2 separate regions of the Homo sapiens genome follow, and region 1 is linked to region 2. The links are chromatin contacts, found by Hi-C in ENCODE. All regions are on one chromosome and are shown on one strand. The core of a region is the stretch at or near the end of the contact, and the rest is flanking DNA. Distances in the headings are between cores, read along the strand shown.

Region 1 (6,886 bases), core at 3,957-6,456, 2.0 Mb before region 2:
GGTATACAGTTAGGTTGTTTATTTGCGATTTTTATTTTTTCTTGATGTAGACCTTATAGCACCAAACTTTATTCTTTGAGCTTTTTTTCCTCAGCACCCTGTAAGTTTTGTACGTTATATTTCCAATTTTGTTTGTCTCAAGATATTTTTTGATTTCCCCTTTGATTTCTTCTTACACTCATTCGTTCTTTAGGAGTGTATTTGTTAATTTTGCATATTTATAAGATTTCCAATTTTCCTCTTATTGATTTTTAGTTTCATACTGTTATTGTTAGAAAATATACTTGATATAATTTCAGTCTACTGAAATTTGTTAAGATTTGTTTTGTGGCTTAACATGTGATCCATACTGGAGAATATTCCTTGTGCCTTTGAGAAGAATATGTATTGTAATGCTATTGGATAGAATGATCTGTTTATGTCTGTTAGGTCTATTTTTCTATAGTGTTGTTCAAGTTCACTGTTTCTGTACTGGTTTTCTAAATGGGTAATCTATCCATAGTTAAAAGTGAGGTATTGAATTTACCTACTATTATTGTAAAGCTGTATATTCCTCCCTTTAGTTCTGTTAGTGTTTGTTTCATATATTTAAGTGCTCTAATGTTGAATGCATATATACAGTCATTCCTTGGTATCCTTGGAAATTGATTCCATCACCCCATTTACAGATGCTCAAGTCTCATATAAAATGGCATAGTATTTGCATATAACCTATACATATACTCCTATATACTTTAAATCATCTCTAGATTACTTGTGATATCGAATACATATATATGTGACCCAAGTAGTTGTTATGCTGTATTGTTTAGGGAATAACTACAAGAAAAAAAAGTTCTTACATGTTTGGTACAGATGTAACCATTGTAACCCTAACTGTATTTTTAATTTGTGGAACTGGTGGATGTGAAAGCTGTGCATACAGAGGATCCACTGCGTTTATACTTGTTATATCTTCTTGAGGAATTGATCCTTTTATAATTATATCACATTCTTTGTCTCTTGTGACAGTTTTTCACTTAAAGTGTCTTTGATATAAATATAGCTACTCTTGCTCTCTTTTGGTTAGCATTTACATGAAATATCTTTTTAATGTCTTCACTTTAAGCCTAAGTATATCCTTAAAACTAAAATATGTCTCTTATAGGCAACATCTAGATGGATCTTGTTTTTGTTTTATTTTAAATCCATTCAGCTAGTCTTTGTTTTTTGGTTGGAAAATGTAATAAATTTAAACTGATTTAAAGTGGTCATTGATAGGTAAGGACTTACTATTGTCATTTTGCTAATTGTTTTCTTTTATTTAGAGCCACTTTTCTGGCGTCTAATAGTTTTCTTACTGTGTTGTAGCTCCTTTGTTCCTTTCTCTCTTGCTGTCTTTCTTTGTTATTTGAATCAGGAGGTTCTAGCCTGATTTTTTTGTAGTGGTATGCTTTTATTCCTTTATCTTTTGTGCATCTAATACAGATTTTTTCTTTGTGATGATCATGAGTCTTACATAAAACATCTTATAACAGTATTTTAAACTTATAACAACTTAATTTTAATTACATATGAAAACTCTAAACTTTTATTCACCCCATTTTATGTTATTGATTTCACTACTGACATCTTTTTATAATATGTAATCATTAACAAGTTATTGAAGCTATATTTTTTAAAACTTCTGTCTTTTTAACCTTAACACTAGACTAAAAATGATTTCTGCACCATCATTACAGTATTATTGTACTGTGAATTTACTCTATATTTACTTTGACCAGTGAATAACAGCTTGCTGGATGCAATATACTTGGTTGGTGATTGTTTTCCTTTGACACTTTGAATATATCATTCCATTCTCTCCTGCCTGCAAGGTTTCTCCTGAGAAATGTTCTGATAATGTTATGCAGCTTCCTTTGTAAGTGATGAGATGAGCAGCTTTTCTCTTGCTGATTTCAAAATTCTCTGACTTTGATTTTTGACAATTTGATTAAGATGTGACTCAATGAAGATCTCTTTATGCTCAACCTATTTGGAGTTCTTTGGGTTTCATGTAGCCACATGTTCATTTCCTGCTCCAGATCTGGGAAGTTTTGTGTCATCATTTCTTTCTTTCTTTCTTTCTTTCTTTTTTTTTTTGAGATGAAGTTTCATTGTTGTTGCCCAGGCTGGAGTGCAATTATGTGATCCTGGCTCATTGCAACCTCTGCCTCCCAGGTTCAAGTGATTCTCCTGTCTCAGCCTCCTGAGTAGCTGGGATTACAGGCATGCACCACCATGCCTGGGTAATTTTTTGTATTTAATACAGACAGGGTTTCACCATGTTGGTCAGGCTGGTCTTGAACTCCTGGCCTCAGGTGATCCACCCTGCTCAGCCTCTCAAAGTGCTGGGATTACAGGTGTGCACCACCACACCCGGTCATCATCATTTCTTTAAATAACCTTCTAGCCTTTTTCTTTTTCTCTGATCCTTCTGAGATTTCCATGATATGCTTATTGGTCTGCTTGACAGTGTCCCATAAGTCCTATATGCTTTCTTCACTCTTTTCATTATTATTGTTATTATCTTTGTTCCTCTGACTGGGTAATTTCAAATGATCTGTCTTAGTGTTTGCTGGTTCTTTCTTCTACTTGACTGATTCTTCTATTGAAGCTCTCTATTCTTTTTTTCACTTTAGACATTGTATTCTTTGGCTCCAGAATTTGTTTGGCTCTTTTTTTGTGGTTTCTCTGTCTCTATTGAACTTCCGATTTTCTTTTCATGTATTGTTTTCCTGATTTTGTCTAGTGTTCTGCACTCTCTCATAGTTCACTGAGCTTTAGGATGGCTATTTTGATTTACTTATCATGGAATTTATAAATCTCCCTTTCTTTGGGGTTAGTCCACTGGAGCTTTATTTTGTTACTTTGGTGCTGCTATATTTCCTTGATTCTTTGTGCTCCTTGTAGACTTGTGTTACTCTTGTTGCATTTGAAGAAGTAATCGTCTTCTCTACTCTTTACTGACTGGCTTCAAGAGAGAAAGACCTTCACCAGCAAGCCCAGCTAGAGATTCTGGGAGTCTCTCAGACTTTTTCTGGATGTATCAATTTTACTCTTCTTGTTCTCTATAAGAGGAGAAATTTTAGGGGTTGTGTGCTGTCTCTGGATTCTGCAACACCAGGTCTGGTGCTATGAGGCTCCCATTTATTTTTCCTAGGGCAATGTTCAAGGTTATTCAAATCAGCAGGGTTGAGCTGTCTGCTAAGATCCACACCTTCTGTTGAGATATGTGTGCTATGAATGGGATTTTATGTGGGCTATGCACAGGGTACTGTCCATGGGGAGGGCATGTGGGGTCCTGGAGGCATGTGTCAGCTGATTATGATGGTCCTCAGGTGAGTCATTCTGCGGGCAAACCTCTTGGTGGAATGTGAAAGCTGATTAATAGGATTTATGTCTAGCCTTTTCAGTGCGTCCACTCTTGGATTTTGTGTTCCCCTGGAGTGCTGAAATATCAGTTAGACTCTGTGATTCCCACAAAGATATACTCATCCATGGGTAGTTACCAAAATTGGTGTTTTGGCGGGGCATGACATCTAGAATCTCCTAATCCATCATCTTGCTGACATCCCTCCCTGTTTTCATTGTTGTTATTTTATTTAATTAATTAATTTTTTTTTGAGATGGAGTTTCACTCTTGTTGCCGAAACTGGAGTGCAAGAGCACAATCTCGGCTCACTGCAACCCCCACCTCCTGGGTTCAAGTGATTCTACTGCCTCAGCCTTCCCGAGTAGCTGGGATTACAGGTGCGTGCCACCACACCTGGCTAATTTTTTGTATTTTTAGTAGAAACAGGGTTTCACCATGTTAGCCAGACTGGTCTTGAACTCCTGACCTCAGGTGATCTGCCCGCCTTGGCCTCTCAAAGTGCTGGGATTACAGGTATGAGCCACCGTGCCCAGCCTTCGTTGTTCTTATTATTATTATAAGATGTCCATTTATCTTCATGTATAGCTGATAATGCTCCAGTTTTTATTCTCATGGTGATTCATATGGGAAAAGTTAGTTTGTATGATTATTTAGGAGTCATCGTTCCTTCATTTTAGACAGTTTTGCTTACTTTTTAGGAAAAAAAAACAAAATTTGATCTAACCTAAATGTGAATTATGATTCAGAAGAGTGGAAGGCATTATCATTTCTGTGGCTTCAAATACCAATGTTGCTTGTTTATCTGTGTTGCTAAGGTTGACTTTTGTTGCTCTCCCTCATGTATTGGGATTAACCACACTGACTGAATGGGGATTCTTATGGTTTGAATTCTGTCCCCTCTAAAAATATTGAAGTCCTAACTCCCAGTACCTGTAAATTTGACCTTATTTGGAAACAGGGTCTTTGTAGATGATCAAGTTATGGTGAAGATTGCATCTTTATAACAAAGAGAAGTTTGGACATGGAGATACATGCGCACAGAAAGAATGTCATGTGTAAATTGGAGTTAGGCTCCCCAAATCCAAGGAACTCCCAGAAGCTAGGAGACAGACCTGGAACCATCCTTCTAAGGTTGATGCCTTTGGGGTGAACATCCTGCTGACACCCTAATCTCAGGTTTCAGGCCTCCAGAACTGTGAAACAATAAATTTCTGTTGTTTGAGCCACTCGGTTTGTGGTACTTCGTTAAAGCTGACCTAGAAAACTAATAAAGGGCTATTATATAGGAATCCATACTTTTCATGGTTGCCCCATTAGCACTCTATATTAAAAGTTCTATATTAGGAGAGTTTGAGGGAGCACAAACTGTCAAAACCACACCTAGGAGAAGTTTATTTCAGAAACAGAAATTAAAGAGTCACTCAAGCTGGTAAATGTACTGAGTCTTTAGGCCCATTATACTAATCTGTCTCTGATGTGCCTGGCCCATGGGAGTTACTTGTAACTTATGAGATGCAAAACCCTGTTGGGCTCATATGTGACTGGGAAGTGCCCATCATTCATTCATTTCTATTTTATTAGATCTTAGGATATTTAATGTGCCAGTATTCAGAGTAATAAAGATAGAGCTGTGAGTAAAAGTCTGCCAGGAAATTGGTAATGAAAATACTTTTGTGGGTGACACAGCAATTTCACCCACTCACATTTAACTGAAAAGTTCTCTTCATAGAGACCAGATAACCCAAGCTGTGCTGTGCTGTTTGACACGTACATATTTCCCCTTTCATCATAATTACTCTGCTGGCCAGTGTGTGGGTACTGTTTTTTTTCCCCTTGAGGAGCAAGTTTTTTTTTTTAAGAGAGGAGGAAGAAAGACAGGAAAGTTGTTTGCTTGAGTGTAGAAATGCCATCGTGAAGTAAGACATTTTAAAAAATTCTCTTATTTCTGGCATGCTGCGTAGTTGTAATTCCACAGTATATAGATTACTTTAACATAGCTAGAAGCAGCTTGATTACATTTTATATCGGGGTAAAAATGCCCCTGGCTATTGGTATACAGCTGGGAAGGAATTTTATGGCTGAACTGAAGCAAATCTGAAAAGTGAGGAGGCCTGACTAAACCCTCTTTCATCATGCCACTAAAATCACTGTTTAGTGTTAGTTTCTGAACCAAGGTATGAGTCACAAATTTAAAAAGCCTCAAGAATATGTGCTTGCAAAATAATGTGTACCACTTTCCTTTACTGGAAAAAATTAGCTGATATACATTTAAGACTTATAAATGAGATATAAAGTCAAATAGTAGTGCATGCCTGCTATGTCTAAGGACTTTGCTGGGCCCTGTAAGAAACACAAGGAAGGGTAAGTTAGGTGTCTAATCTGAAGAATCTGAATGCCTATCCAAGAAGTCAGGTCAAATATAGTTAAAATGTTAACAGGAGACTGAGTAGTATATAATCTGAGTCAAATGGATGATATAGCAGACAGTAAATGCAATAGGAATTCAAAAGAAGGAAAGGTCACATTAACTCAATCAGTTATTCATTCGTTCTTTTGATCAGCAAATATTTATTGAGTATGTATTATATGTCATGTACTGGCCTGAGTGAAACAATTTAATATGCACATGGCATCCAGTATGAATGCGGCAGTCTAAGTTCTTGATTACAGTCACACCTGTGATCTGACCTTCTCATCTGACCTCTACTTTAACCCCATTTTACAGATGAGAAAATCAAGACTTAGCACTCAAAAAAACAAGCTAACTAATTCAAATGAGTATTTGAGTTAAACCTGATGGTTTGAGTAACAGTTTTCAGAGATGACTCAGAGGTATGAGGTCTGGGTGCTTGAGAGGCCTATGAACCAAAATAGTCATCGAGTGAGTGTGTGTTTAGGGGAGATGAGAAATTTTATTTTAAATATATTGAGTTAAAAGCAATGGTGGGATGTCTATGCGAACCAACCACTTCGTCTTTGGAGATGTGGGCCTGCATCTTTGATAGCTAAAGATTTGGGTGGCATACATATAGAAATGATAATTGAAGTATTAATAGTCAATGAGTTTTCCAGAAGAAGTAGTATGAATATTTGAGAGAGGGGGCAAAGGTTCCAACCTTGTGAAAAGCCTGTGTTTGGGGAGGTGGGGAAGGATTGACAAAAGCAGTCATCAAAGTGACCAACAAGAAGGAATAGCTTCAGGAAATGCTGCCTCATCCCAGAGGTTGATAGCATTACTTCAAGATGAAACATGTTAAAAACTACAAGGAATGCAAGGAGAAAGAGGGCAAAACAGAAACAGAAAAAGGGCCTTTGAGGATAGCAACAATGCAGATTTGTGGTTCTTGGGAAGGTTCAGTGAAGAAGGAGGAGCCAAACCAGATTACTTTAAGAGATGGGAGCATAGAGAGGAATGAAAGTAGTGGATATAAACTATTCAACTGGGGGGAATTTAAAAAATTTAAGTGTGAAATCTTTCAACTGAAAAGTAAT
Region 2 (7,140 bases), core at 353-2,852:
AAGAGCTAGAGTATTAAACTCTGGGCATTTTCACCCATTAATCATTGTTCAATAAATGTTTAAGTGCCTACCTACCATGTGCCAGACACCATTCAAAGTTCTGTGGATATAACAGACAAAAACCCTGCCATCATGTAGCCTGCATTCTAATGGAGGAGAAAGACAATAAACACATGAGTAAATTATAAATAAAGTGATTAGTACTATATCTTTACCTTAGAGGATACCCAACAAACAGTTACTAACTTAAAAGAAAAGAAAAACTCACCTGTAGTATCAGCAGAAATTTTATTCAAGCTTAGTTCATCAGTAAGGTCTTCATTTTTAAACTTATTTTTAATGTCTCTCACTTTGTTCATTATGGAATCAATTGTCAATTCTCTGCCACTTAAATCCTCGGATTCCATTTCTAAGAAAAAAACTGAACAGTCATAACTCCTACTTTAACTAGCATCAAAGAAAAAAATGCACTAGCTTTTTAGAACCCAGACGACTAAAGCATTCGTTTTGTGAACACATCTAAATGCAGCTATTATTAGGCTAGTATTAATGGAGGTAAGTGCACAACAACAAGGTACACATCTTTGTAATTTATTCACCAAGGTTTCATAGGCCAAGTATACTTTTTCCCCCAATATAACATCAATGACGTCACACTGTAGAAATCTGCAAATTTAGTGTCACTTAAAAAAAATATGATAGAGTGTTTGCTTGGATTTTGGTAGCGACATACACATAAAGATTGCTTGGATTCTGGTAGTGACATAGACATAAAGAATTCGTTTGGCAATGGGAATAACAATTCCTTTATTCGCCTGCTTTACTTGAGTAAATCTTCCAGTGCAAGTGCTTTCAAAGCAGAATATAAACATGATGGGGCTTTACTGATAATTAGGAAATCCGCAGATTTATTCTTGTGCATATCTAGCAGAATCACGATTTGCTACCTTAATCTAACACTAAGAAACTATTGTACTGGTACTGAGCACTTGCTTATCTGCATGGTGGTGGTGTTTGTTCAATAAAGTGTCTGCAGTCTTATTGTTAATCGTATCTTTGTGACTCTCAAACACCAACTCAGTGTCACTGATAACAATGCTGCCCCGTCTTCAGGTTTAACAATGAAAAAAAGTCATAAAGTTGCAGCAAGGTATCACTCCACCTCTTAAGTCAGGTTTGAAAGATAACTGTCAGATCACGGCCACCCGCTTCTTTCCCAGTTCTAACCCCCAAAACAAGAGAGACTGTCCTTTGGAAAACGATCTTGTGCGCAGGTACCCCACCACCCCTTCTTTCCAGCGTGGGCCACACCCACTTCTTACTTCCTCAACAAAACCTCCTGCATCACCCCACCGGCCAGACCCGCTGAGGCAGTGAGACATCCCCTCCCCCTCCAGCTCGTTTAGCCGCGTCGCATACCTGGCTCCGAGCTGCCCCCACCTCGCCCCACCCCTCACCGACCAGCGCTAACAATGAGCCCCTACACCGGCTGCGGCTGTTCCTCAGTGCGCCGGTGCACCGGTAAGACAGAACTTACCTACAGAAAGCTGCGCTGGGGAAATGAAAAGATGGAACCCAAACTCCTTTCCGCAAACACGTTTGAATTTCCCCGTCGCTATCACTACGGTCTCCTATTGGTCAATGCTAGCCACGTAGAAGCGACAGTCGTGATTGGTTCTTGTGCGACGGGGGCCGCCCCTCCTCCTGCGTCAGGCTAGGCCCGCCCCGGAAGAGCCTGCGGCCGCGACCCCACCCGTGCGGCGCCTGGGTTGGTAGGGTGCTGGCACTTTGCAGGCGTTCCCCGGACGCCCGTGGGCGGGCTTTCCTGGTCTTTCCAGTTTAACCAGGCCGAATTTTTGCCTGGGAGGTAGCCACTCCCGAGCAAACCTACCCAGTGAGAGGAATATAGGGGCAGGGACGGCTGCTCCTAGCATCAGGACCTAAAAGATGCACCTTGGGCCGGCCCTTTACTGACCCCACCGCCACCCTTCTCCTTCGTTTCCCGCGGTTCTCACAGCCTGGCTTAGAGAGGATGTGGCAAGAAAGGATCTTTCACTGAGCTACGTTCAGCCCTGCCGCCAGCTCAAGAATTTCAGTGCTTTTTATCCTTGAGCTTCTGCTTATGCCCTTCCATTATCCTTAAATGACTCCACGCTCTGTCTTCAAGCCAAGACCCTCCCCCTTGTCAAAATTCTGCGCAGAACTCAAGCGCCCATCGTGATTGCCCTGTCTGAAGTCGCCTTATCGGCCCCCCTCCCTCGAAGCCTGCCCCACTTAAGGGCTCAGGTGTCCTCAGGGGTAAAAACATCTCCCTAGTAATAATCTTCGCGGGTGCGAGGCTCTGCCGCTAAGTGGCTTTGTGGTCCAGGGCAACGGTTACTCCTCGTCTGCAAAACTAAAAGGGATGTGTCTGTTGTGCCAGCATTATGACATATATTCTGTGGTAGGACGGGTTGGTTTTGTGTATGTATAGGAAACTAACTGCAGCTGTCACTTGTTAACTCCAAAGCTATCCTTAGAACCCTCACATTCCCAGCTCTGGATAGCCACCCAGCTAGCGTGAGAGCCCTTCTCAATCACTTAATGCATCTTTCTGTGTCAGCTAGCTAGTATTTCTGCTTCAGCAGAGCAAAATGACTTGCTATACCATGGTTGGCTAATCACTTACCTTTGCACCATTGCATCTAATGCTTCTGCCTGGAAAGAGTTTATTATTCCTCCAATTCTCGTTGATCTGTTTGCGGCCTGATCACAAAGCTTGCATTTTCCTTAAAATACTGTTGCTGGATGACCTCACCCTAACACTTCTTTCTGTACTCTCGTTTGGTGGTCTCCTTCAGTCTTCTATTTTTAAATACCATCTATATGTTGATGGCTCCCAAATGTGTATCATTAGCTGAGCTCTCCTCAACTCCATACTCAGATATCCACTGCCTACTTATTAACATCTTCACTTACATGTCTCATACGCATCTTGAACTCAAAATGTCCAAAACCAAGCCCCTGATCTTCCTACCCAAACCTGTTTTTTTTACAAAATCTATAAAAGACAAATTCATTGTCTTAAATTTTTTAGCCCCAAAACCTTTGTGTCATCCCTGATCCCTTATCTAACTCATAAGCAGATTGAGTCAGGGCTGGCACAAGAGATTCCTGGACTCCTACCAGTTCTCCCCACCTCCACTGCCACCACTTCAGTCCAAGGCATCTGCATCACTTAACTGATGTTACCTGCAGTAGCCTCCTGGCTGGTCTCCCTGCTTCTGCCCTTGCCTCACCTCAATTTATTCTCTGACATAGCAAAGTCATCTTAAATCAGATTATGTCACTACTTTGCTCAAAACCCTTCAGTGCTCCCTTTCTAGCTCGGAATAAAATCAAAAGTCCTTGTGATGGTCTGTGACTATTGAGCACTTGAGTATGTCTAGTGCAACTGGGAACTGAATTTTTAAATCAATTAACCTTAATTGATTAATTAAATTTATATTTAAATTTGAAAACTGATATCTAATGGGATTATTTTTAAACTATTTAAAGTAATTTTTTTTGCTTTCTTTTTTCTAAACTTGCATTAGTCATGAATTTATTGGAAGACTTTTAAGTATACTTGGAACAATGTAAGTATATGAACCTACTTTTTCAACTGTAAATTTTGTGAGAACCAAATGCAGATGAAGTATTTCCAGTGAAAGTGTCTGAGTATGAAATGTGATGTACTGTTAAGTATAAAATACACTCTGGATTTTGAAGACTGAATAAGAAAAAGTAATAAACATTGATAATTTTAAAAATATCAATTACAGGTTAAAATGATATTTTTGCTATATTGAGTTAAATAAAATATATTATTAAAATTAATACCACCCCATCACAGAGGAGACTAAGAAGACATGACAACTAAATGCACTGTGATATCATAAACTGGATCCTGAAACAGGAGGATGACATTAATTGAAAAATTAGTAAAATTCAAATAAAGTCTGAGGTTTAGTTAATGAAAATGCACTAATGTTGGTTTCTTGGTTTTGAAAAATGCATCACAGTAATGCGAGATCTTAACAGAAAAACAATGAACAGTATACAGCAATTCACTGTACTATTTAATACACTTGGAATTTTTTTGTAAATTAAAAATTATTCAAAAATAAAAAGTTTATGAAAATTTAATTTCACCTGTTTCTTTTTATACTTTAATATGGCTAGTAGGAAATTGAAAATTACATATATAGCTTACATTGTGTTTCCACTGGACAGCGGTGATCTGTAAAATCCTACAGTTTTACCTATTTGACCTATTTATTTATCTTGTTTATTTTCTGACTCTCCAAACTTTACCCCCACTAGAATGTAAACTCCATAATACAGGAATTTTTGTCTACTTTGTTCATTACAGCATCCTTAGTGCTTAGAACAGTGCCTGGTACATTTGTAGGCACTTAATAAATGTTAGCTAAATACTAATATTTACAACCATTAGAGTATTTAAGAATCCTATTTTATTTAACACATTTGTATACTTCTTGCATCACAGTTTCTCATTTGGCTTTAAATCAGCTGCATCTGACAGTGAATAAACTTGTTCATTTTCAGAGTCAAGCCTTTCACAAAGCAATAAAATTAGCCATAAGATTATGACTTATTGTAAGATGGTAAGTTTCACATTTTTGTCACATAAACAAAAGTTTCGAATGTTTAACTTTGTCATTATCATCATGAAACTTTTTTGCTGATCTTTGACTTCTCTGTCAGCACAGCTGCCTTTTTTATTCCATTATTTATTTACTTATTTATTTAAATCCCCTCCAAGGAATTTTTTTTTCAATTATTGAGGTCATTGTTACACAAGCTCAGTAAGGCCCAAACTTTGATTTTAGAAACTAATTATTATACATGAATTTATTTTGTGCATATACAAAAGTTAAATTTCTGATCAATAATAAATCCAGTTCTTACAGCATGCAATCAGTTGTGTGCTGCTTTATGGTGGTTTATTCTGGATAAAACATTACTAGTGTATGCTGATTTTAGTGCATTTAGGAGTGACGTGAGCCCATAAGAATGTTGAGACCTGTATGAATACTGTCAGGAAAGCTAACTATCACAGAATGGACCAAGCCATACCCAAAAGAAAAGAAAATAATGCCAAGGAGAGGTACCAACGTACCTCATAGATCACAAAGAAAAACAGCAATGACAGCTTAGATTATGTTCTACAAAGGAAAACAGCAGTGACGAGTTAGGACCACTACTTGGACATCAGGTATTATTTAATCATGCAGGCAATAAACTATGCTAACAAACAGCAGAAGAAAAGTAGGATTCTCAGTTCCTATTTTTCTTTTTTCTCCAATATGAAGAATAGCAGTCAGACTGACAATCTTAAAAATAAATACAGGACAGGCTATATAAGAAAGACATTTAAATTCCATCCAAACTCTCTGACACAAATGAAGTGTGTGTGTATGTATGTGTGTGTGTGTGTGTGTGTGAGAGAGAGAGATAGGCTCTGGCTTTGTCACCCAGGCTGGAGTGCAGTGGTGTGATCTTGGTTCACTGCAACTTCTACCTCCTGAGCTCAAGCCATCCTTCCACCTGAGACTCCCAAGTAACTAGTACTACAGGTTCATGCCACAACACCCGACTAATTGTTGTATTTTTTGTAGAGACAGGGTTTTGCCATGTTGCCCAGGCTGGTCTCAAACTCCTGAGCTCAAGCAATGCACCTGCCTCGGCCTCCCAAAGTGCAGGGAAGCATTGTGATGGTCTGTGATTACCATCACACCTGGCCATAATTTTTTTTTAAATGTATCCAGGTTGGGTGCAGTGGCTCATGCCTGTAATCCTAGCACTTTGGGAGGCTGAGGCGGGGCAGATCACCTGAGGTCAGGAGTTCGAGACCAGCCTGACCAACATGGAGAAACCCCGTCTCTACTAAAAATACAAAATTAGCCAGGCGTGCTGGTGCATGCCTGTAATCCCAGCTACACGGAAGGCTGAGGCAGGAGAATCACTTGAAACTGGGAGGCAGAGGTTGTGGTGAGCCAAGATCTCGCCATTGCACTCCAGCCTGGGCAATAAGGGCGAAACTCTGTCTCAAAAAAAAAAAAAAAAAAAATATATATATATATATATATATATATCTCCATACATTTTCAGTCTCTGCTATATAGAGAGAGCCTCACGTAGTTGGTTAATATACCACAATATCCTGAAGAAAATAAGCAGGATATTGAAAAAAAACGTGCAAATATAATCCCAGAAACATTGCTGGCAATCTCTGAAAAGTCATAATAAGTAGAAGCAATGATAGAAAGCCAGAAATGGATGGACAAGTGTTACCTTTTTGGAAAAGGTAGAATTTGGAAGCTATTAATCTCTATAATCTCAATGTAGATTTTAGAATTTTAGACCCCTTCTGGGATCAATTACCGAACTGTTTGGAAGCAAAGATCTCTAGAAGCCAATGTAAATGCATTAAGAGCAGGCTATATAGAATATACTAAGTTCTGATTTTGATTGTTTGTATATTTAGAAAAGGGAAGGCCATAAATACAGACTATCTTAACTTTGGCAAATAAAATGATAAAGGCTCTCTTACTGCTTTTGTGGAAGAAAGGAGCAAGTAATTCCCATATGGTTAATGTGAAGTATTTCTGCAACTCTGGATCATTTTTCTCCAAGATCACTTGTTAATAGTTTGAGAACTTCAGGTTGATCCCTAGTAGAAGGTCTCAGAACTCTGTCTGTGGTTTTATTCTAAACTACATATCTTATCTGTGTCACAAACATATAAAAATAATGCTTAACTTTTCATATGAATTAAAAAAAGACAAAATTAGAAGATACTTTAAAAGGACAAAGTTGATAATATGCAATTTATAGAGATAAATGTAAGTCTGTACATTTAGATTTCTAAAAATAATAAAATTATCAAATACACAGTTAGAGTCTAGCCAAGATGAAGAAACATGGTTCAGATTTATTCTCTGAAACAACAGTAACAACAAAAACTATACAAAATAAATGAAATAATGGTTTTCAAGCATCAGACATCAGGCAATACAGTACAGTGATCCTTAAGAATAGTGAAACAAACAAGTGAGTCATAATGTTGCCTCCAGATTACTTACTGGTGAGAGT

The links. Hi-C counts contacts between places; a loop is a spot of excess contacts on that map. Pooled maps may share reads with other maps.
Region 1: a loop to region 2 is called in a pooled map, with 3 times the contacts of the local background. The contact joins the enhancer-like site here to the promoter of TTK in region 2. A Hi-C loop is called at or near these places in 2 of 50 pooled maps.

Annotation. Positions count from the first base shown.
Region 1 is chr6:81,995,896-82,002,781 of GRCh38, reverse strand. The region is part of intron 3 of LINC02542 (long intergenic non-protein coding RNA 2542); the gene reads left to right. Among named protein-coding and RNA genes, the nearest start is that of LINC02542, 100 kb to the left of the region's middle. Within about 2 kb of position 5,206, at least 6 of the 41 ENCODE cell types and tissues checked have a DNase peak (open chromatin) inside an H3K27ac peak, as active enhancers do.
Region 2 is chr6:79,999,111-80,006,250 of GRCh38, reverse strand. TTK (TTK protein kinase) reads right to left here and starts at 1,602. Exons shown (of 22, transcript NM_003318.5): 1 at 1,538-1,602; 2 at 269-409. The coding sequence starts at 407. RefSeq lists enhancers at 2,001-2,120, 1,691-2,565.